4 separate regions of the Mus musculus genome follow, and all the other regions are linked to region 4. Evidence: chromatin loops called from intact Hi-C (ENCODE). Cell type or tissue: left cerebral cortex. All regions are shown on one strand. Each heading gives the region's core, and the rest is flanking DNA. Links, peaks and the distances in the headings are about the cores only.

Region 1 (5,368 bases), core at 944-4,943, 120 kb before region 4:
ACCCCATCCCTGAATCCCACCAGAGCCCTTTACCCTTTGCCCTGTTAGCAAAGACTCCAAAGAGCTCAAGGCTAAATCCATCAGCTGTAGATTGCATTTAAATAATGTGAAAATGTAGCTGTGTGTTCACTTCTAAAGGCATTCTGCAGGACAGGTCTGAGCATGCCTATTCACTACATGTTAAGATATATAACATAGATAAGTATTTATTGTGATAATACACTGGTGTTTTGTTTCCTGGTACTACTTTAAAATATACATTCTCTCTGAATAAGTGGATTTATACAATTTAGCCACATTCAATAAATTTCCTTACAGCAAGCCTTCTCTAACATGCAAGTGCAGAGATGTGTATCCTGATATTCAGGACTTGATGATAGATGGTCTCAGATTCCAAGTTGGCAAGGTGACTGCATGTGGTGGGAAACTCATCAAATTCCCCGAGGCAAGAAAGGGACAGCGGATGCTCACATGGCCACATTGGGACAGAAGGCCATGTGACACTGATAGGAGACACTGATCTCACTGTCCTGTTCCTGTAGACAAGTTTGTAGGACATTTTCTTGATTAATGATTGGTATAGGAAAGCCCATCTCATAGAGGGAAGTGTCACCTATACACACAGGAGGTCCCAGGTGCTATAAGAGAGCAGGCTGAGCAAGCCACAGAGAGCAATCCAGTAGGCAACATTCCTCCATGGCCTCCGCATCAGCTCCTGCTTTAGGTTCCCTCAGTGATTGGAGCAGAGCATAGCAGTGTCACAATTTACCCTCATGTTATCATGAGTGACAATTCCTTTCCTCCACAAGGCGTCTTTGGCCATGGTCTTCAGCACAGCATTAGAAGGCAAAGTAAGACACATACTAAGGGATGGGGAAGAGCTTGAAGATGCTGCTTGCCGATTCTGAAATTAGAGGAAAACACCACAAGTGGAGGATGCCTGGAGACCTGGGGTCTGAGAAGATGAAAGGAGAAGATCCCCCAAGAATGTCCAGAGGAAAAATGGCCCAGCAGAACTTTGCAGAGATCTCTGATTCTGAACTTTAAGATAATACAGGATGATAATTTAGGATGGTTTCTTGGTTTGGTTTTGCTAGTTTTGAGACAGGTCTCGATCTGCTACCCAGGCTGATCTCAAATAGCTGCTATCCAGTGATTGTCTTGTCTCAGTCTCTTCTGGAGTAGGACCACAGACATACACCACTGTGGCTTAGTTTTGTTTTGTTTTTTATGATACTAAATTGTGGGAGTTTATTGTAGTCATAGCAGGAAAACAGACTAAAGGAGGATAGAATTTGTCTGCAAGTAAGTTGCAGTGGTTTGATGAGGACTATGCTACTTAAGGTCCAAACACTGGAAAACTAAACAACCAAAGTCAAGACCAGGGATTTGGAAAGATGTCTACTTGGCGAATGTAGGCATGAGGACTTGAGTTTGATCTAAATCCATGTTATCAAAACAAGACAAAACAAAACAACAAAACAAAACAAAACAAAACAAAACACAAACTCCCCAAGTATTGTGGCATGTGTTTGTAATCTGAGCCCAGGGAAGGCAGAGACTGGTTGGTCTTTTGGTCCCCTGGCCAGCAGCCCAGCAAAACCAGCAAGCTGCAGGTTTCAATGAGTCTGTCTCAAGAGCAACAACAAAACCCAACAAAAGAAAGGGAGAAAGACTCCCAAGGAACCCCAGCGTTGATCTCCAGGCTCCGATGCACATATCTTCATCTCGAGACCCTGAACTTAAGTCACTTCTGCAGAGTTCATCTACTACCACAGGTAACCTTCATGAAGCTAAACGCCTGCAAATATGTGTGCACCTACCCGAGCAGCACACGCACACCCAAACAAAAGCCAAACAAAGTGACAAGTGGAGAGAAAACTGTAGTGTTTCACATTTTCTTATTAAATATTCTCTAATGCTAATTTTTCATATGCAATGATACTTTTGTTGTATGAAATCTTCTTAAATATAAACTGTCACCTGTTAGCACTGCCAGACCAAACCTCAGATGACAGAGAATAAAGGAAGATCAAGACAAACATGTTTGAAAAGCATCTCTCCATGGGGGATGGATTGGCTTTTTATGTCTGCAGGTCTCAGCTTGGCCAGGTGACTTCAAAGTTTTTATTTGGTGGATTTTTAAGGATACAAACATGTGCTATTGTGAAGGTTTCCTTTTGAAGACTGAGTGTTTCGTACACATAGTCTATGCTGCCCTGTTACCCACTTCCGATGAACAAAGGGATGGTCACCACATCACAAGCACCTGTCATAGTTTGATCTTCTGAGCCTTGACTGGACTGTGCTCTGACCATCTCTGGTTCAGCTTGGAGGAGTTTGCAAACCCAGATTCTAATACAGGTAACTTTTAAGCAACGTTCTCATATCTTTTTAATACTTACTTTTTAATTTTGTCTCTGTGTGTATGCGTGTGCACATGCGCGTATGTACACAAGTATAGATTCCTAAGAGGCATCAGATCCTCTGGAACTGGTTGGGAGACACTTGATGTAGTTGCTGGGAATCGAACTCAGGTCCTCTGGAAGGGGAACAAGTGCAGTGGATTGCAAAGCCAGCTCTTCAGCCCCTACCTATGCTTGCTTATTCTTAAACAAAGCTTTTGCTTCAACATGATAATTCTTGTTTAACTTTCCTTGGAGTCAATTCAGAGCTCCAAAATGAAAAACACCTTGGGAGCTGGTTTAATTACACAATTTGCTCAATAAATATAACTTGCTTCTCTTTATTGTAGACTATAAATAAAAGCCTGGCAAGGAAGATTTGTATTAGAGGCCAAATTAAGTTACTAATAATTTGTGAATTCTCAGACAACTTCTTTAGCTTCCTGTAGTTTTATTCAGTTCAAGTGTATATGCCAGGAACTGGAGAGATGACTCAGCAGTTAAGAATGCTTGCTGCTCTTGCAGAGGACCTGGGTTTGGTTCTGAGCACCCACATATCAGCTCACAGAGATCTGTAACTTCAGTTCCAGGGGACCTGATGCCCTCTTCTGGCCATACATATAAGTACATGGTGCAATATAAACCTGGAGGCTCTTAGACACAGAAAATAAAAACAAATCCTCAAACAACAAATGTATATATAGGAAATATATATGTTCTATAGTACTTGTAGTCTATAGCTATTCTAGTCATTAGTGACATCACTATGAGAGATCCATTCTGACCTGCCAGCAGTTTCAAGGGAAGTAGACCCTCCCTGAAGGACTCAGAATGGAGAGCATAGTCTACCAGAGCAGCCTCTGGCCTGGCCAAGAAAAAGCCTTTTCCACACCACACCTGAAAGGTGAGGAACATCTAATCAACTTAGGATTCTCCTCTGTCATACTAAGACACTGAGCGGATGAAAGCAACGCTACTGTCTCCTCATGTTCCTGAACTATACCTCCAAATGAAATTTATTGTCTAATAATAAGGAGGAATCAGACGTAGTGTTGGGAACACAGCAGGCTGGTGCACAAGGGGTGGTAAAGAGAAGCTGACATTAGATACACTCGGGTAACAACTTCTAGCCTACCCTGACTTATTTAAGGGCATGCCCACTTATAGAGAAGCAGGTGGCAACGCCTCTCAACCCGTTTGATTTTATCTTAAGTACAATCTTATCTTGGTGCCACTATTCTGTGACGAAAACCTTAATGCTGGGATATTGCAGGCTCCAATCACTGACTTACACAAACAGTTTGGATTAAAAAAAAATGAGCTTGGGCTTATGACTCTATCCCAACCCCGCATCCCCCACCCAGCACACACATCTGGAACAGCAGGAGCAGCAGGAGGAATCACATTTGGCATGGCAACTGGTGTTCATTCACTTCTGCGGCAAGAGTACCCAAGCGCCGTTTCAGCCTGATAAACTTCCCAGTTGTTTAGTTGTGTTTTGCTTTGTTTTCCAGGTAAATGTTTCCTCCCTTCCTCTGACAGGGAGATTAAGTTCCACCAGAGTTTTGGGCTCTTATATTGCATTTTTATATCAAGCAAAGTGCAAAAGATTATTTCTAGCATTAATCACTGCAGCTAATAAAGATGGGCCGCCCAGAGGTAGGGCCTGATACTAGGAAGCTTTTCTAAGCGCCTCAATGAAGATGCTCAATCGCATGTAACTCCTGTACAATCCACTAATAGAGAAACAGCGTTAATGAGGGATTGCATCATCACCAATGGGCCTGCTGAGTAGCTTGGCTCTGGTCGGCTGCTGCCAAAATGCAGTTCTCATTTCCAACAAACAAAGTCTATCTGAGAGACAGCACAGAGCCCTTCAGAACCGGGAAGTCCTGTGCATAATAATGAATCCCAGCTCTTCTTTTGCCAAAGAGCCTGGGCCCTTTCAATGTCATAGGTCAGCCCAGTGACTCAGAGAGGGCCTGATCCTTATCTAAGCGTTTGCAGCAAAATTAGAATGTGCTGTAGTCTTATTAAAGAAATGTTTGTCCCCCGTCAATGAGCTGAAAAGAAAGCAGCTCAATGCACTTTTGCAAATTACAGCAATAAACTGCTTGAATTAACTGCTTTATTACAAATATTTAATTATTCGGAGGGTTAAATATCCAACATTTTAGAAAGGCAAAAAATTAGCTACCGATTTGGTAACCTAGCTTGTTTAAAATCTCTCATGGTGGTGTGTATTTGCGTTTTTATTTTAAACAGTCCCAACTTTGAGGTGTCTTCCTTGTGAATTTAGCCAGTTTCCTTTCATTGTGAATGAAACAGCAAACACACACAGCTATCACTCCTGAGGTAAGCTGTCAAGAAAATCAAATCTGCAACTCATGAGCACCACAAAAGGCAGACTCTGTTTGCTTCTCTGGGAGCGGGAACACTTACACTGGAGGACTCCCGAGCCACAGAGGTCGTCAAGTACAACCCATTCTAAGGGACAGATAAAGTAACATGGCCATTATATTTAAACAGTTGCTAGTTAAATATTGTTTAAAGTATACACTCCTTTATTTAAAAGGGCCAAAGATTAAAACTGTACGTTAAAAAGAAAATTTGACAAATGCATACTAAGCAAAAAGCAAGTGTTCTCAGAGAGAAGTTTTTATGCCCCCACACAGAATTCTGTTCATTAATCCAAATGTGTTTTCCATTTATTAAATCATATGAGGCAGATGGAAATTATTTTTAAATAGATTTCTTAAAAAAAATTAGTAGGGAGCGTTTCTCCATAAAGCAAAGAAAAACATTACAATAACAGAAAACGGGTCAGGATGCGCCTGCACAGAGGGCATATCAAAGCGTGTTGTCGCCCGCTGTCTGTATCAGCAAGCTGACTGCTCAGGGCCAGAAAAATCTGCCATGTAGGTCCGACTCTTCACTGAAGCTCTTAAATGCGCGCTCGGAAA
Region 2 (5,368 bases), core at 432-4,431, 310 kb before region 4:
AACGGCTCCTGAATGTCCATCATTTCGACCGACTGTCGGGTAGATTTCTCAAAAATCCCCTCTCGTCCGAGATCCGATCCCGGAATCAGATGAGAGGGCACGTCATCGCGCGGAGCAGCTCCTTTAAAAACCATCTTGGATCCGCTAATCTGGAGCAGGAATAAACACACCCTCAACAGCAGATTTGCAGGGATATGGCATTAAATGTGCAGAATGCTATCCTGTTAGGATATGTTAAGCTAGTTTCTGATGGCAAGCCCTAACCTTGCTGATAAAAGTTAAAACGGCAAACATGTCCCCGAAGTAGGAAATGGCCATTTTGTTCATTTGTTGATTTTTTTTAAATTTTAAACTAAACAAACCAACATTTCCCGCTTTGTTGGGAAGTCAGAGGCTGTGTTCTTTTTGTAGCCGGCCTTTCTGAATCAGTCACAAGGCGGCTACTTTCCCTCCCTCGCTGACAGAAGTTACAACTCTTTCTTACACAGACAGGTTTGGAAGTATTAAATAAAACAAATCAAAACTGTTTCCAGGACAACTTGGAGTCCTAACCAATAAAATGTATCACAGACCAATCTTCCCTGAAATTCTACATTGATATCAAAGTAGAAAAAGACACCTGTTTGGTAGACAATAGCTGTATTTAACCGATTGCCAGGAAGGAAAAGTTTGATCAAGAGTGGTTTGAGGCGAGGGAAGAGGAGGGGAGGTAAATACTTGAAGGAGAGACAGGACTTTTAATTACATTCTGGAATTAATAATCAAATATAAACGAGTTACTTCATCCACTAGACACCCAAGCACTTTATATTTGGAAACCTTGTATCTGAACCGCAGCTGGCGCTTAAGCGAAGCACTCTCTTCGCTTTAGTGTTATTTTATGAAAAGCGGACAAGCGGAAGAAGCATTTTTTTTTTTCTATTTCCCTGTAGTACCATCGCTTAGCCTTTAAAAGAAGACCTCAAACCAAGCCAGGATGCGGGTGGGGGAAACTGGGGTGTAAGGAGGAATGCCGTTTTTTAAATAAATGAAATGGAAAAGAATGTAATCTCTTTGGCTTTTGTTGAAGTATAGTTATCTTTTCGGGGCATAAAAACTTGTTTCCGCACCCCCACTTCCTTTTCTGGGGGCAATAAAGAGTTTTCTTTAACCCCAGGGCAAGGGCTGAAGCGGGTTCGGGAGGGCGCTGTGTATCTCCCACTGCGTCCAATAGGGGGCGCTGGCGTGAGACCGCGGAGTCGCTTCTCTTCTGAGCTGCTCCCGGCCCGACCGCGACAGCCGCTGGCGAGGTCGAGCGTAGAGCTTTCGTCTTTGCGGATAAAAAGAGATTAAAGGCTAAATTCTTTTTGGGTGGTGTGTGTGTGTGTGTGTGTGTGTGTGTGTGTGTGTATGAAGAGAGGGTATCAGTTTTAACCAACTATGAAAATGTAGAGCTTTGATGTTCTTGTAAAGAAACTCCTATGGGTTGTAAAATTATAAGGTTTCTGAGCCAATACGCAGCTACACTGTGTGTGGAAATTATTTAATTAAAAATATATTTTTCATACGTTCATACGTTCCTTTAGAAGTACTTTAAAAGCTGACGCTTATTCTTCTGGCTGGCCTGTTGACCCTGCCACAAGTTTCTAATACTTTTATTTTAGCTGTGTTGAAGGCCCTTCTGTTAATTCGAAGTGGAAAAAAGAGACTCAAATATTTAAATCCCTCACTAAACAGTTACTGGTCTGTTTCCTTCCATACTTTCTTTAAACGCGGCAGTTATGTGATGGACACATTTTACTCTGTTGGCGCCTCAAAGACAGGTATAAATGACAAAAAGGAATTCTAATAGGAAAAACTGGGTGTTGGGCCACATAACCATCGTTAGTACAAGAAGTCTAAATAAAATTGTAACCCCACCCACACCCACCCCAACTTAAAAAAAAAAGAAAACCAACCAACTACCCTTCACCTGTATTTAAATAGCGTGTCTTTAATTACAGCGGCGGGGGTTGCCTGAGGCTGGAATGAAATTAGCAGTCATTACCGTCCTTTAACTCCGTGGTGCTTTGATCAGCACTAGATTAGTTTTGCAGTTCTAACAAAGGCTCTACAGCAAGCAGTGGGCTGTAAATAAGACCGCGCGACCTGCCCTCAACACCTTTTCTCTTGTCAATCATAGCTTTATCATTCAGCCCAAGATTAACCTTTATCTACCAAAATTTTAAATAAAAAAAAGAGGGAAAAGAAGGAGGAGGAGGACGACGACGACGAAGAGGAGGAGAAAGAAGGAAAGGGAGGCCCCTGGCCACTGCACGCCTAGGTGACAGAGGTCCTCAGGAGCCTCCTTGAATTGCGATGATGGGCGGGTGTCAGGATCCTCAGACTGGCCTTCCCAACCACACTTCTCAGGCTGAGAAGCCCCCCTCCCCCCACACTGCTCATCCCCACAGGGCCTCGCTCCACGAATCAAACAGCCAGCCATCCTCAGCTTGGAGGCAATACGCGCGCCAAAAATCACCTGTACTAAGTTTCTGGACGGAAAAATACCTATCTTTTCTACTAAGTGCAGAGCAAAGCAAAGCAAAGCAAAAACAAACCAAATCAACCAACCAACCAACCAAACAAGCGCAACAAAAACCACAGCTTCAGCAGCTACAAAAAAAAAAAAAAAACCTTTGCTGAGCGTGGGATGGCGAAGGTAATGTCGTCCGATTTGTCATTAGAGGGCGCCAGAGAGTAGCCCAGCGCCCTAGCCAGCTTTTCTCAGCCCTCCCAGATCCCAGCCTCGTCAGCCTCTGTATTCCCTCTCAGGTAATATTTCTTGATGATCCTGCCCCCTTGCGTTTCTATCTCCCTCTATTCCAGTTGCATAAAGAATGAGGGTTAGTCATGTCCCCTGTCTCACTTTTTTAAATTCAAGCTCTCTTTCACCCCAATTACAGCACACCCCCACTCCCCCAGTCCCAACAGGGATCGAAGTGAGCCCTTCAGCATCTAAGTCACTGCGGTCTGCACAAGGATCTTAGTAGGAGAGCAATACTAGAATTTAACAGTTTTAAGATGGAAACCCGAAAATTTTCATTATTGGATTTACCTATAGGGACTCACAGACGTTTAGTTTTTGCTTAAAAAGAAACACACACACCCCTTTCATACATACATACAGCACCTTGATTACGTTCAGACCTCAAAACTATCTGCCCCAAAGAGAATAAAATGTCACTTCAATTCTGCATTTGTTAAAGAGATCTTAATTAGCATTTAATTCCCAAACTTAACACCTTCTGACTTAAATCGGCCTGTGTTAAATAACTGCTACACAGGGTGGGTATCCAGCTCTCTTAAAGGTCACACAGACACACACACACACACACACACACACACACACACACACAAAGAGGCAGAATGAGAGGAGAAGAAAGTGAGTGAGTGTGTTGGGGGGTGGGGAGAGGTAGCTAGCCTTGAATGTCAAAGTTGGGTTGCAAGCTACTTACGCGACCATGCCAGATCAGGGTGTTGTCTTGTAGCAGTTTGATTGGCAGGTAAAAAGCACTGAACGTGAAGGCTCCGGAGCCTCTCGTCAGCCCAAGCTGGATCACTCCTCACCGGACAGAACGAGTTGAAGGAGCTCGCACTTCCCCCCTCTTTCTCCATCCAAAGCACGGAGAATCCATTTAGGCTTTTCTTCGACCAGTCTCTCCCATCAGCGTCCTGCCTTCCGCGCACCACCTTACACCAGCCTCCAAGACCTAGTCTAGCTTTGCCTCTGCAATCCCCTGCAACAAGAAAAATCGTTTATGGCTTAAAACCCCAAATGGCTGATTTTTTAAAAGAGAGAGAGAGAGGGAGAGGGAGAGAGAGAGAGGAGAGAGAGAGGGTGAGGGGGAGAGAGAGGGGGAGCGGGAAGAATGCACCCAGAGAACAACAAAAAAGTCAGTTATCCTAACACTGCTCTATCCCCCACCGTACAGAAGAATAAAAAAAAAAAAACAAGCTTTATGTTTTTCAGTGGGTATTCAAAGATAATTTGATGCCATTGTTTCTGCTACAGATGGTTCTTTTAAATACAATAACACGGTTCTTTGTGCAGGCTACTCACAATAAAATCCAAAGCGTTCCCCTGAATAACCATTTTGTTCTCTCTTGTATGGGGCCAACAAAAGATTCCGTGAGGTAATGGGTTCTGTTTATTGAAGCCCATAGAATAGGGGGTTGATAAAGATTTTTTTTTTTTTAAGCAGAAGACCTTGGAAGGTCGGGCTGATCTCTTCATATTTTTTATTAAAATATTTGTCCAATACATTATTCCTTGGTGCAGCTGCAAGCTTCCTCCTCAATTCTTAATCAGCCCAAACATCTGTCTCTGGAAGGCTTTAAAAATCTGCATGCAATTGTATCAGTAGTGCAGTAACCTTATGAAACCCCAAATCTTCAGGCTCACTACAGTCTTGAAGGCAACGCAGTTTCAACTGCCTCTGGGGGAAAGGACGGTTGGGGGGAGAAGAGACAGGCAATCCCAGTTCCAGTAACTTAAGGAAATGTGGCTTTCCTCTTCCCAGGCTGGCGGACCATGCTACCAGATGAATCAGCCACACGTATCTCAACAAGGGCTTCTTCCATCTTGAGATGTGCCTCTTCCATGTGCACAGGAGGGGAGGCATGGCTCCCCTCCACTTCCCCCCCCCCACCCCCCCACTCCAAGCTGGCCTTCCTCTCTGCTAATCTAAAAATCCTAGGCTGGGAGCCTAGGCTGAGAGGAAGCAGTTAAAGGTCTCTAACACCCAGTGAATCCTACTCTTAGCTCTCTTTGATTCATTCCTAGCTACTTGTGACTTTGAAGGGTCCTGGGATCGGACTGATGGCCCACCTCCAGCCGCAGTGCCCCACTCTCAGGGTGGCTCTTCCAGCCATCTGCTCCCTTTCTTTCAGTTGCTTCCTCTCACTTAGGAAACCCAAACATGAAAACTCAAAGAGGGTCCGAATGAACCTTGAGCAGCGCCCCCACAATGGGACAGGAGACACTGCAGGGAAGTGGTGAGTTTGGGGCGGACCTTTCTGGCTACATGGAGAACAGGCTGCTCTTTAGGCCTGCAAGAGCCCAGAGCCACAGACTATACTCTCCTGACTTATGCCGTCAGTGGTGTAACAAAACCTTGGCAGCAAAATCATTTTAGGGCTTATTTCTTAATAATTTAATTTCTAAATTATTTGAGACAGGGTCTCACAAGGCAGCCCCAGTTGGCCTGGGACTCACTACACCAGGCTGGCCTCGTTGCCTCTGCCTCCAGACTGCCGAGATTAAAGGGTGCACCATCATGCCTGGCTTAAATTATTTATCGTATAAATTGTTGAGATAAGCAACCTAATAGAAGTCTGAAAAGAATAA
Region 3 (5,368 bases), core at 407-4,406, 110 kb before region 4:
AATGTCTCGAGTGTTAAAACACTAGAGAGTACCATGAGCATGTTTTCATATGTTAATAACCATGTCAAAATGTTCTTCCAGTTCTCAGAAACATTTCCTTACCGGTGAGGGAGCTTCTCTAGTCTCAGGACCGCTCCTTTTACTACATTAGTAAGAGAAAGCTAATGTTTACACATTTGCATATGGGATGAATCTACTTCAAAGGCGACCCACAACCACACGGGAAACACCTTTGCTCTCTCCCTACCTGGCAACCTCAGAAAGTCTGGAAAAAAAGGCCATGAGAACCTCTGTTACTGGATCTTCACAGCCGCTCCAGCTAAGGGCTGACCTAGGCTCCAAATAGCGAGTGTCCTTTTCAAATAGACGGTCAGTTGAGATTGGAAGAGCTGCCAAGAAGTGCGGAAGAATAAACTAAATAAACACTTATTTATACTCTTGTAGATACGGGCCAATGTGGACGTTAGTTAGCTCCAGAGGACGGCCTAGAGATTTAACAATCACTAATTTGTTCTCTGTTCTCGCTAGCTCTTGTCTCCTGAAATAAATGGTCATATTTTAATACAAAATGTACTATAAATTTATTAAACTTTCTGGTTCAGATGAGTTCAAAATATCTCATTATAAACGGAGACTGTCCTGAGAGGCAGTCAAGCATGATTAAAAAGATCACTCTTTTACACAAAAAAATAGCCTTCTTACTTTACCCTTTGTTGAAAAGACATTTGGCCAGCCACAGGGGAAAGACATAATCTACTTTTATATTCAAATAATTTATTTGAAAACTCCATGGCTACGATGACCCTAAATAATTCTGGGTTGAATATACATATTACATGGGTTTATGTGACCTTAACCACTGACTTGTTTTAATGTGCCATCAATGATTTTAGCAATTATTTTTTTAAAGGAGAAAGACACATTCTAACACTTTGATTTAAAAATTGCCATTAAATAAAATTATAAGGAAAGTACACGTTAAAGCGCAGTGTATTTCTGCCAATAAACCCGCACACCCAGAGTCAAGCTTGGGATGTTACTTGCTGTCCTCGAGCAGCACCCATCTCTCTGATCTGACTCACATTCCAATACACCATCTACCTGGTGACAACGTGTCAGAAATGGTGCCATCGCTATTTGGCTTTCATGGAGACAAACAGCACTTGCGGAGCATACAAGGCTTCTCTGAGGATCCGTTCTGTTTAGCTCTGGGCATTTGGTCTCAGCATCTTGATGATAAGGTTAGTTGTATAGGCTCCAGGCAACAGAGAACTTCATTTTGAAACCTCCTCCCCACCCCCACCCCACCACCGCCCCAGGAGCCAAAGAAGAGGCTAGCAGTGACTGTTTGCCCATTTGCTTTAAGACACTGTCCCTTTCATTCAGCTGCCCAGCCAGTGCCCACTGTTACATAACAGCAGAGAGTGGCGGTCCACAAAGCAGGTAGGACCCTCCTAAATACTCAGCTCTCTTATTTAGGGTTTTAAGAAAACAGACAGTTGTCAAGCAGCTGTACAAAGCATTTAGGAAACTGTTCCTACATTCTTAATTTCTTTCCTGTTTACCAGTCGCAACCAAGCCCTAAAAAGTCCAGAAAAGGAGTCCAGAAAGTTTTCTGATTTTTGCTTATGTTTTTTTCCTTCCAACTTCCCACGGTACGCATGAGATATACCCCCCCCCGCCCCCCTGCCACCTCCCCATACAGAAAACCAAAATGCGAAATGTGGACTTGTGCATTCCGGGCGCCTCCCCAGACTCTGCCCCTCTTCCAGCCAAGCAGAATGAGTATCTGGGCTAACCACACATTTCAGGACAAAGGAGCTAATTCATGGGGGAGGGGAGACCACACACCATTTATAAGGTTTGTTCAGTTTACAAGAAAACCATTGTCAATGCTTTGTTGATTCATTATCAATGACCCTCGTGACAAATAACAAGTGACCACCTCCTGGCTCAACTCTCCAGCATCTTCCCCATGCAGGAGCAGCCGGCCTCTACTGGGCTAATTGCTAGTCAAGAAAACTGGAACTGTGGGGACAGGAGATGGCTCTGATCACAGATGTAGCCTTTAGCTTGAAGATTTGATGGAACTGTGGTTCTGGTACATGGAATATCTCAAACAATAGGGTAGTGCTTGCTTTTACTACATGACTCTGCTGTGAAGAACCAAATTCCAGTAGAGGGAGAGAAAAAGCCAGGAAAGGACCATAGAGGCTTATGCTGCTCTATGCAGGGGCCACCGCCAGGATGTTTCAGTTCCTACAAATCTTCTTGTATCCCCACCTACAAAATAGGACTAAAGTATTTTTTTTTGTAAAAAAAAAAAAAAAAAAAGGGAAAATCACCTTAAAATCCTTTGTTGGAAAAATGTTATACAGAGAACGAGCATTATCTTCCTCGTCCATTGAACCTTTGTACTTTTTTCTCTGTCCTGAGGGAAATAATAAATTGACATATTTTCTATCATCAGAGATCCTTTTAAGACCACAATGTGATTGCACTCCATGCGCCTCACACTTATCCCCATTAAAAACACACAAAGGGCCGAAGGCACGATAGGACTGGGTGGTACAAAGGGCGCACCAGATCTGCTGTCGTACAACACGGGTGCTCCTGCATCACCTGGCCGGCTCCAAGGCAGCGACAAGCAGGCCCTGTATAATTTCCTGCTGAAACTGTGCTCTATGGGAGAAAAGCACACCGATTGTACTCCCTGTGGTCGATTGGCTGCAGATCAGCTCTGTTCCCCAGCTTCTCCAGCACTTTTAGCAGCACTGTATCTTTTTGACTGGCTGGTTTAGCTGGAAACACAGGAAGGAAATCTGTTATTGGGACACCTATATAGTAGCATTGTCTCTTCTTCTTCTCCTTCTTCCTCTTCTCCTTCCTCCTTCTTCCTCCTCCTCCCCCTCTTTTCTTCTTCTTCTTCTTCTTCTTCTTCTTCTTCTTCTTCTTCTTCTTCTTCTTCTTCTTCTTCTTCTTCTTCTTCTTCTTCTTCTTCTTCTTCTTCTTCTTCTCCTTCTTCTTCTTTCTTCTTCTCCTTCTCCTTCTTCTTCTTCCACCTCATCCTCCTCTTCTTCCTCTTCCTCCTCTTCCTCCTCCTCTTTATCCTTCTTCTAACAAACCAAAACCACCCTGAAACTGTTCTTTATGAGGGGGAAGCAGAAAAAATCCTTCTACTTGTTTCTTCAACTGCATCAGCTGTGAAATTCCAAGTGGTTTTCAAAAGAAGGTAAGACAGTAGTGTGTCAAGAGGCTGGAGAGAAGGGCATTCTTAGGGAGCACTGAGGGAATGTTCTCAGTAGATACATAACACGGAAAGAGGATGTAATCAAATGATCCTAGTGATCCATGCTAAGAGGGGGTATAAGGACCGTGAACTGAGGCTGTCTGGAGGGCAGCGCCCAAGCCTCTATGGACCCTATATGTGTCCTTAGAAGTCAGATGTTCCTTATCTCAAGTGAGTTAAGCTCTGAAATAAAATTGTAGTGACAGAGGAGAAGCGAGAGAGACTACCAACACTGAAGTCAGAGGATACAAAAAAAAAAAAAAAAAACAGCAGAAATTTCTCCCAAACACTAGATGTTCTTCCCAGAGGGGTGTGAGGGAGCTTTCATACCTAACCCCTCAGGGCTCCATCTGCCTGTCAGATTATTCTGAAGACACGTGTTGTTCAACAACCTCACAAGAAACAAGAGGCTGTATTGACTTAGGGTTGTTTTAGTTGTAGATCTCTTTGGACATCTAGTTTGAGAAAGGGGAGGGGGAATTCATGGTAGATAATATTGAGGCTGACCAAGATGGAGAAGCGAGATGGCCACCAGAGGTAGTACCCTCTTCCTAGTGTTCAGGTCACTCTGGATTCACGGACAATGACTCTCTGCCCTGTAATAAGTGCCCTTAAAACCAACACTTCTTTGCTGTTTCTACTTTTACTTATTTAGTCCTGGCCATGTGGCAGGCAGTTGGTCAAGCTTTATAAGTGTTGCGTAGTCCTCTTCATAACTCTGTACCCTAAATACCATAGTATAGCAGCCTCCATGCTATGGATGAAGAGAACAGAACCTTGAAGAATTACAAAGCTAGCCTGAATCAGCCTATATTAAAGTATGGAGTCAGGACTGTGCCCAGCTCTGGAAATCTGCTTCTTGCCTGGGACTATGGAACACCTTCTCTTCTCTCTTTTCTCTTCTTCTCTTCTCTTCTCTTCTCTTCTCTTCTCTTCTCTTCTCTTCTCTTCTCTTCTCTTCTCTTCTCTTCTCTTCTCTTCTCTTCTCTTCTCTTCTCTCCTCTCCTCTCCTCTCCTCTCCTCTCCTCTCCTCTCCTCTCCTCTCCTCTCCTCTCCTCTTCTTTCTCCTTCTCCTCCTTCTCTTTCTTTCTCTTCTTTCGCTTTCTTTTTCTTTTTCTCTTTCTCTCCTCTCCTCTCCTCTCCTCTCCTCTCCTCTCCTCTCCTCTCCTCTTCCTCTCCTCTCCTCTCCCTCTTCCTTTTCCTTCAGTCCTCTTTCTCCTCCTCCTTCTTTCTTGTTTTGAAATTTTGTTTTATTTTAATCACTATTCTTCAGGATTATCATAGACATACAATAATTTGTATACTAGGTCAAATTTTATAAGTAGATTTAAGTGCTTTCTCACTAAACTAGGTTTTATTTTTATCTAATCTAGCAGGAATGTTCTGAGTAGGAATAATTCTTTAGATTTTCATCAGTATATGTTACTGATATTAATATTATGATATTTCCTCACATGTACACAACATATTTTGAGGAAGATGACCACCTTTATCCCTCTGTGTCACTCAAGTTGTGGGCTTGGCTCACTGTATTTTTTTCTGCATCTGCCCCTGTCCTCTAGCCTCTGAACCAGTACATGATTCTCTACTTCTGTGATCTCATCTTTCTTAGATACAACTCATAAATTAGGTCATGCGATATCTGCCTTTCTGTGCCTGGCTTCTAGAACTAAGCTTGGTATGTTGAGAAGACAGCCACGTGTTCATGTTCAAAGCGATGCTCTTCTTAAAAGCCAAGATCAGGAAGATTTACTCCCAGATGAAGGGATAAGAAAATCATGGTACAATACAAGATGCAATTGTGTCATATTATGTGAGAAGTCAGGCCCTTGCTAGTCTTCAGTGAGAATTCAACAACATGTAGACTTGTTAGCTTCTTTTAGCTCAGGCCTGTCTTCTGTGCACCTTGGTGCACTTGCCAAACTCCCCTCTTCATCACATCCCACTGGCCAGTGTTGAGCCAATGACTTTGTTTCTATGTGGCTCAACTTCTGCACTAATGAAATCAATATATTAATTTTTGCTGATATTGCTTGTGTCTCAATGAATTAATACTTAGAAAGGCTTCCCTGAACTTAA
Region 4 (5,368 bases), core at 859-4,858:
CTGTGTACTGAGTGACCAAGAGTATTTTTGTTTTCAATACACTAACCTTTCAGAACCTCGGTGAAAGCCACTGTCAGGGCACGGCACCCTTATAGCCATTCCTGGGCAGCACAGAGCATGTGGTCTTAAAAATTCCTCATGCTTGCCAAACACATGACCTGCGAGATCATAGTGTTAATTTGGAAGGGGAAACAGTTTTATGGCATCTAAAGGAATGAAAAAAAAAATCACCTCTAATCCTTTTGGGAATCAAAGGGGTAATAAAGTGAAACAGTGCAGAAAGCCTCGCACTGTAAATCCATTTACTATCCAGCCTTGTTTACACAAGATTGATTCACGGAGCTCACTAGCCCCCGAAGCTTGCTAGCGTGACTTCACCAGAATCCCATTTACAGAAGTGTCTGATATCCCCCCCCCGACCCCCGCAAATAGTGTTCAGCTGATTAAAGCCTAATTACACACATCGAATTAAAGGTGTGAGTGCGTAATAAAATGTTCCAGCTAAAAGGAATCTGGGCTGGGGTCTGATTTCCAGCCAGTAATTTGGCTGAAATAAAATGGAAACAAGAAAGCGGAATTGTTTAAAAGGTGCGACGTAATGACAACACACATTCTGGGCTGCAGAAAGAAATAGGCAAATACACTGTGCATTTTTAAGTGGGATATGCTGTAATCAAAAACAGTCCTTTCTCCTGCCAACATTTATAGTAATAATACAAACCACACTCGGAAGCCAACAGCCAGGGGGTGGGGGGGGGGACATATTTCCATTTTAACGCCTTTCGATGATCAAAGCGTCAGGCTTAATACAATCAGCTGAAATCCATTTACCCGCGAGCTCACCACCGTGCCCAGGGACTGCGCTCTCTTCCAGCCCTATCTATTCTGGAACAGGTGCTACAGTCGTAAATTAATTAGTCTGCGAGAAGCACCTTGTTCCCCGTCTCCCCAGGCCTCTTGTGGGTCAGGGCCTGGAGGACTTCACCATCTGGGCAGAGTTTCTCCCAGAGAAGCAATCAAAGCCTGCAGATTGCAGCCCACAGAGGCAGGTTCAAATGACAATTAACCTTATTAGGCCTCATTTTTTACAGTTTATACTGTGTCAACACATTGGCCCCATAAATAATCTGCCACATCAGACAGGTGAAGAAAAATGTTTCTCCCCTTGTTGAAAGTTTTAAAGCCCTCAAGAGAGTGAAAGATAATGTTTAAGTGGTGGCGTTAACAGATACACACATGCCAGGGTTGTTATGTAAGAAGCCAGAGAGATGGGCTCTGGAGCCCAAATTACGGCTTATCCAAGCCGGGTCACACATTCATAGATGTGAGTTTGTGGTGGGCAAAGTCTTGGGCTTCTCTCCTAGGCTTTCTCCTTCAGACTGACTTCGTCTCACGGATGTGGTCTTTTACCATCTGGCTAACTTGAGAAATACATGTTTCTTTATGGAAATTATGCTTTTGCTCCTTCCTTTACCACAGTGATGCACGTAAGACCCTGTTGTCCTGGGAATAGAAAATAAAACCAATCAAGACAATTAACATCCACAGCTTGCCACAAAATCAACAGATATTTAAGCTACATTTTTAATCAGACTGAGCTTAATTAAACACTTCACAGATGACTCTGAAGCCTGCCACAAAAAAAAAAAAAAAAAGCCCACTTAAAAGAAAATCTTTAAGCATAATGTGAAATCGAGTTTACTAACAGATTGCCACAAGGATTCTTGCAAGGAGTCTCTGAGGGTCCTTATTTATACTCTGTTCACCATAGTTGGGGCCTACTGGGACCCACCTTTCCATCATTCTGAGCTCAGGATTTTAAACTTAGGCAATGATGTGCCCTCTGTGCTGGCCTCTCCTGTTTTGCAGCATCCTAGGAAACCTGCTGTGGGCTCTACTTGGTTTGCACTTGGAAGGTCCCTGACCATGGGGACAGCTTTGCTTTCATGTGTAGCTCATTGTTGACTGACATGTAGTTTGAGGACATTTGCAAACTCTTATCATTTGACAGGCGAACTCAGAGAATCATTTACTTCCCCCCAAAGATAGTACGGGCGACTAAAAAGATTAAGGAAAAAGGAACGTCCTCTAAGGTAGCTTTTGTAACATTCAGAACTAGTACCAGGGTTGTCGAGATGGCGCAGGCTGTGAGGTGATGATCCTATGCAAACATGAGAGCCTGAGTTCAGATTCCAAACACTCACGCAAAAGGCCAGGCACACCAGTGTGCACCTGTGATCCCAGGGCAGAAAACAAGGAGTCCGGAGAGTCTCGAGAGCCAGCCTAGACCAATTGGTTCTGGCTTCTCAGCTCTGGGTTCAGTGAGAGATTCTGCCTCAAAAACTAAAGTGTGCTAAAGGAAGACACTCAGCATCCACCAAGTTCTGGCTTCCACTCTTGCAAACAGACATGGACAGACCACACAACCACGGACCCATGAAACATGCAACACCCTTCATACACACACACACACACACACACACACACACACATACACACACATATAAACACACACACACCAAGCAGGATGTATACCATTGTCACTTTCAAAACAAATTTCCATTATGGTTCCCTTTGGACTTGGGATAGAAGGTGTTCAGCCTGTAACTTCTGTGGTTACATTTTAAGGCTTTTAATTTGAAAGTGCACATGTGAGACTTTTAAGACCTAAAGAAAACTCTGTTTCTTCCCATTCCAGCCATCAGGAAATAGACATAAAGGAAGTATGAAGGGAGCCCCCTGACCCATCTGGGTGTCATCATTTAGGATTTGCTTTTCACTATCAAATTCATATTTGTTATCTGGAATGATGTGTCTTAACTTACATCTACAGTTGTCCTTTAATCAAAACTTCCTATAATTATTATATATTAGCAGTATCCATTAAGAACTTGAAGCTGGGAGTGGATGATGAAGTTTGGGCATCTATCTTGGTATTGAAAAAAAAAAAAACTGCTGAAGAGCCTCTTACAAGACAGTGCCCCCTGGTGGACTTCCTGACACCCAGCGACAGCCGCTGTCTTGTAGGGTGTAAGTCTGGGCAGAGACAGAGCATGGTGGTGCCCTGTGATACTTAGGGTAATCCCAAAGACAGGAAGGGTTTGCTTCATTCACAAGTAAGTGTTTGTTGTGAGCCATTGGGTGCCAGCCAAGTGTTAGACATTTATGAATACAAGGATGAGCAGAACAGAATCCTGTCCCCCCAAGCGGCTCATGGGCAAACACAATCACATTTGAGAAAGGAAGATGGAAGGAGAAGTAGGAATGTGAGGCGTTTCCTGAAGAATGCTAGGACCAACCAACCAGCCGAATTCTGACTGCAGCAGCTATCGAATGATTATGAAAAGTCCAAAAGCAAACTGTCTGAACCAGCAGAGATAGACCCAGTAAAACTCTGCTTCCCAAATCTAAGACCATTCTTCATTGCTGCCATTCTGAGAGATCTTGATGAAAAAAAAAATGGCCAGGGTTTCTGCTGCCCACAATGCAGGAGGAAGAGATGAATTATTCTCTCTTTGTTCCGAGACAACTTCCCATGAGGCTATTCCAAAGACTTCCTGCAAGAAGCGTGTAAGAGTGATGATGAGCAAGCCCAAGGGGTTAACTTCAAAGATAATGTGCATTCACGATTGGACTCTCGAAGCATGGCTGGTTATGTTCTATTCCACTTGCCTTAAGCTCTACAAATCCCCCTTCCTCGGTGCAGACTCAACCACGTAAATGATACTGTATACCATGGCACCCCAAAGTCGATGATGTTAAAGGAAACCAAAGCCACACAGTCACTTTGGTGAACAATCCAAGATAACAGGCAAGAAAACAAGCAACTGATAAAAGCTCATCTGTGATTCTCCATGATAGCAGCTTTCTTTGCCGAATTGCTGGTTTATCATCTCCATTTGATGTGATGTCATGTAGCCTTACACATATTCCCATTTAATCTGCTACATTAGGACACACATTCTCTACACACCAATTACTTGCTTCTTAGACAAACTTCTTGAACTTCTTTGAATTGAGAAACCATGCCATTTGACTTTGCATTCTTATGCCCCCACCCCATTCTCAGAAAAACACTGAGCACAAAAATAATCACTTGGTTAGCATATACTGTTTGAGTTCCTGCTTCCAATATCTACTGTGTTGCAAAGAATAGATTGTATGATTGATTGCTCAGAGTCCATGGAATAAGTAGTATACAGGTAGTTTGTAAATGTAAAATTATCAAATGAAAAAAATTAAAGCCTTGCCGGTTGAACAAAGGTACTATAAAACGCACTACTTATATGTTCTGTAAGAACTTGTAGGACGTGCAAAAACAAATAAGAATACAAAAGCCGAGTGATGCCAGCAATCTGTAGGTTTTGACACACGTAAAGATGAGTGCTACCATGAAGCAAGTTGGACCACTGATGTGCAGACCATGAGCCTATGAGTCACAATAAAGTACTTCAAAATAGCCTCATGGGAAGGACAGAAGAGAGAAAAGAAGGATTTTTTTAAAGGGGAGAGAGAGGGGGGAAGAAAGCAAGGAAGGGATGAAGAACGAGAAGAGGGACTAAGGAAACATTGAAGAACAAGGAAACTTACACAGTCAAGGTAGATGTCTATATGGAGTGATGCTTGAAACACATCTATATAAATAGACATATAAAGACATGTAAATTAACGCTTGCCTGGTGTTATGCATGGGTTAGGGACTGTACAATTGTGGTCATCCTGTGGACAAGCCTGCCTGGCAGGTCATTTTGCAGTATTTCATGCCTTAAATGTATATTAATGCTTCCCAAAAAAAGCAAAGTAGCCATTAAGAACTATAAAATACCATCTACATAGCAACATATTTTTAGTGATATAAACACAGAGAACATAATGCCCATTATAAAATTCTATCCAGTAGAGGTAATAATTGTCAAACCAGCTTTTAGCTTGGCTGAAGCTGAAGTCAAAGGCAAGCTGGAATATAAGATGACCATCTCTAAAGATGAATCTGTAGAATAAAAGGTTCTCCTGTATGAAAATTCACAATTGGGGGGGGGATGTTAAAAGAGCGTGTCCTTCATTTCTGAAAGTCTTCCGGTCTCACCTAACAGAAGGCCCAAACTGTCTCCATTAACCTCTGATCATAGCATGAGGTGAAGTGAATCATGCAAACTGGGAATATTTAAATATTCTCTCTGCATAAAAGCTGTTTAGCTGCTGGAATCATTCCCTCGCACTGTCCCTGAGCTGAGGAAGTGGATGGATCAGCAGGGGAGACTCACAGATGCAGCTGGAGAGGAAGAGAGCTCAGGAGGACCCCGTTTGAGCAGCCATGGGGGACGGGACATGACAGAGGGGAGTTCACAGAAGCAGCTGGCCGGACGGA

The links. Hi-C counts contacts between places; a loop is a spot of excess contacts. Peaks named below come from ENCODE experiments on the same cell type or tissue, not always from the same donor. Only the 100,000 strongest peaks of a DNase experiment are listed, where the experiment ranks them.
Region 1: a loop joins it to region 4, with 1.9 times the contacts of the local background. A loop is called at or near these places in 3 of 42 quality-filtered maps.
Region 2: it touches region 4 in a loop (7-fold over the local background); 9 of 42 quality-filtered maps call a loop at or near these places.
Region 3: it touches region 4 in a loop (5-fold over the local background); 3 of 42 quality-filtered maps call a loop at or near these places.

The regions. Positions count from the first base shown.
Region 1 is chr3:34,444,438-34,449,805 of GRCm38, reverse strand. No RefSeq gene overlaps it. Among named protein-coding and RNA genes, the nearest start is that of Gm20515, 8.3 kb to the right of the region's middle. In left cerebral cortex, for the core only: a CTCF peak has its summit at 3,010 (motif pointing left); DNase peaks (open chromatin) are centred at 3,879, 4,249 and 4,824; H3K27ac peaks cover 1,110 bases.
Region 2 is chr3:34,636,748-34,642,115 of GRCm38, reverse strand. Sox2ot (SOX2 overlapping transcript (non-protein coding)) reads right to left here. Exons shown (of 5, transcript NR_015580.2): 3 at 3,477-3,758. Mir1897 (microRNA 1897) reads right to left here and starts at 3,652; the gene lies at 3,574-3,652. In left cerebral cortex, for the core only: CTCF peaks have their summits at 1,194 (motif pointing right) and 2,720 (motif pointing right); DNase peaks (open chromatin) are centred at 1,197, 2,438, 2,742 and 3,605; H3K4me3 peaks cover 3,098 bases; H3K27ac peaks cover 3,517 bases.
Region 3 is chr3:34,437,996-34,443,363 of GRCm38, reverse strand. Gm20515 (a long non-coding RNA gene) reads left to right here and starts at 4,524. Exons shown (of 3, transcript XR_003954604.1): 1 at 4,524-5,368. In left cerebral cortex, for the core only: no CTCF peak of the experiment used is centred there; DNase peaks (open chromatin) are centred at 1,134, 1,365, 1,872 and 2,640; H3K27ac peaks cover 2,381 bases.
Region 4 is chr3:34,326,690-34,332,057 of GRCm38, reverse strand. All of the region lies in intron 2 of Gm38505 (predicted gene, 38505), which reads left to right. Among named protein-coding and RNA genes, the nearest start is that of Gm38505, 22 kb to the left of the region's middle. In left cerebral cortex, for the core only: a CTCF peak has its summit at 2,985 (motif pointing left); a DNase peak (open chromatin) is centred at 3,008.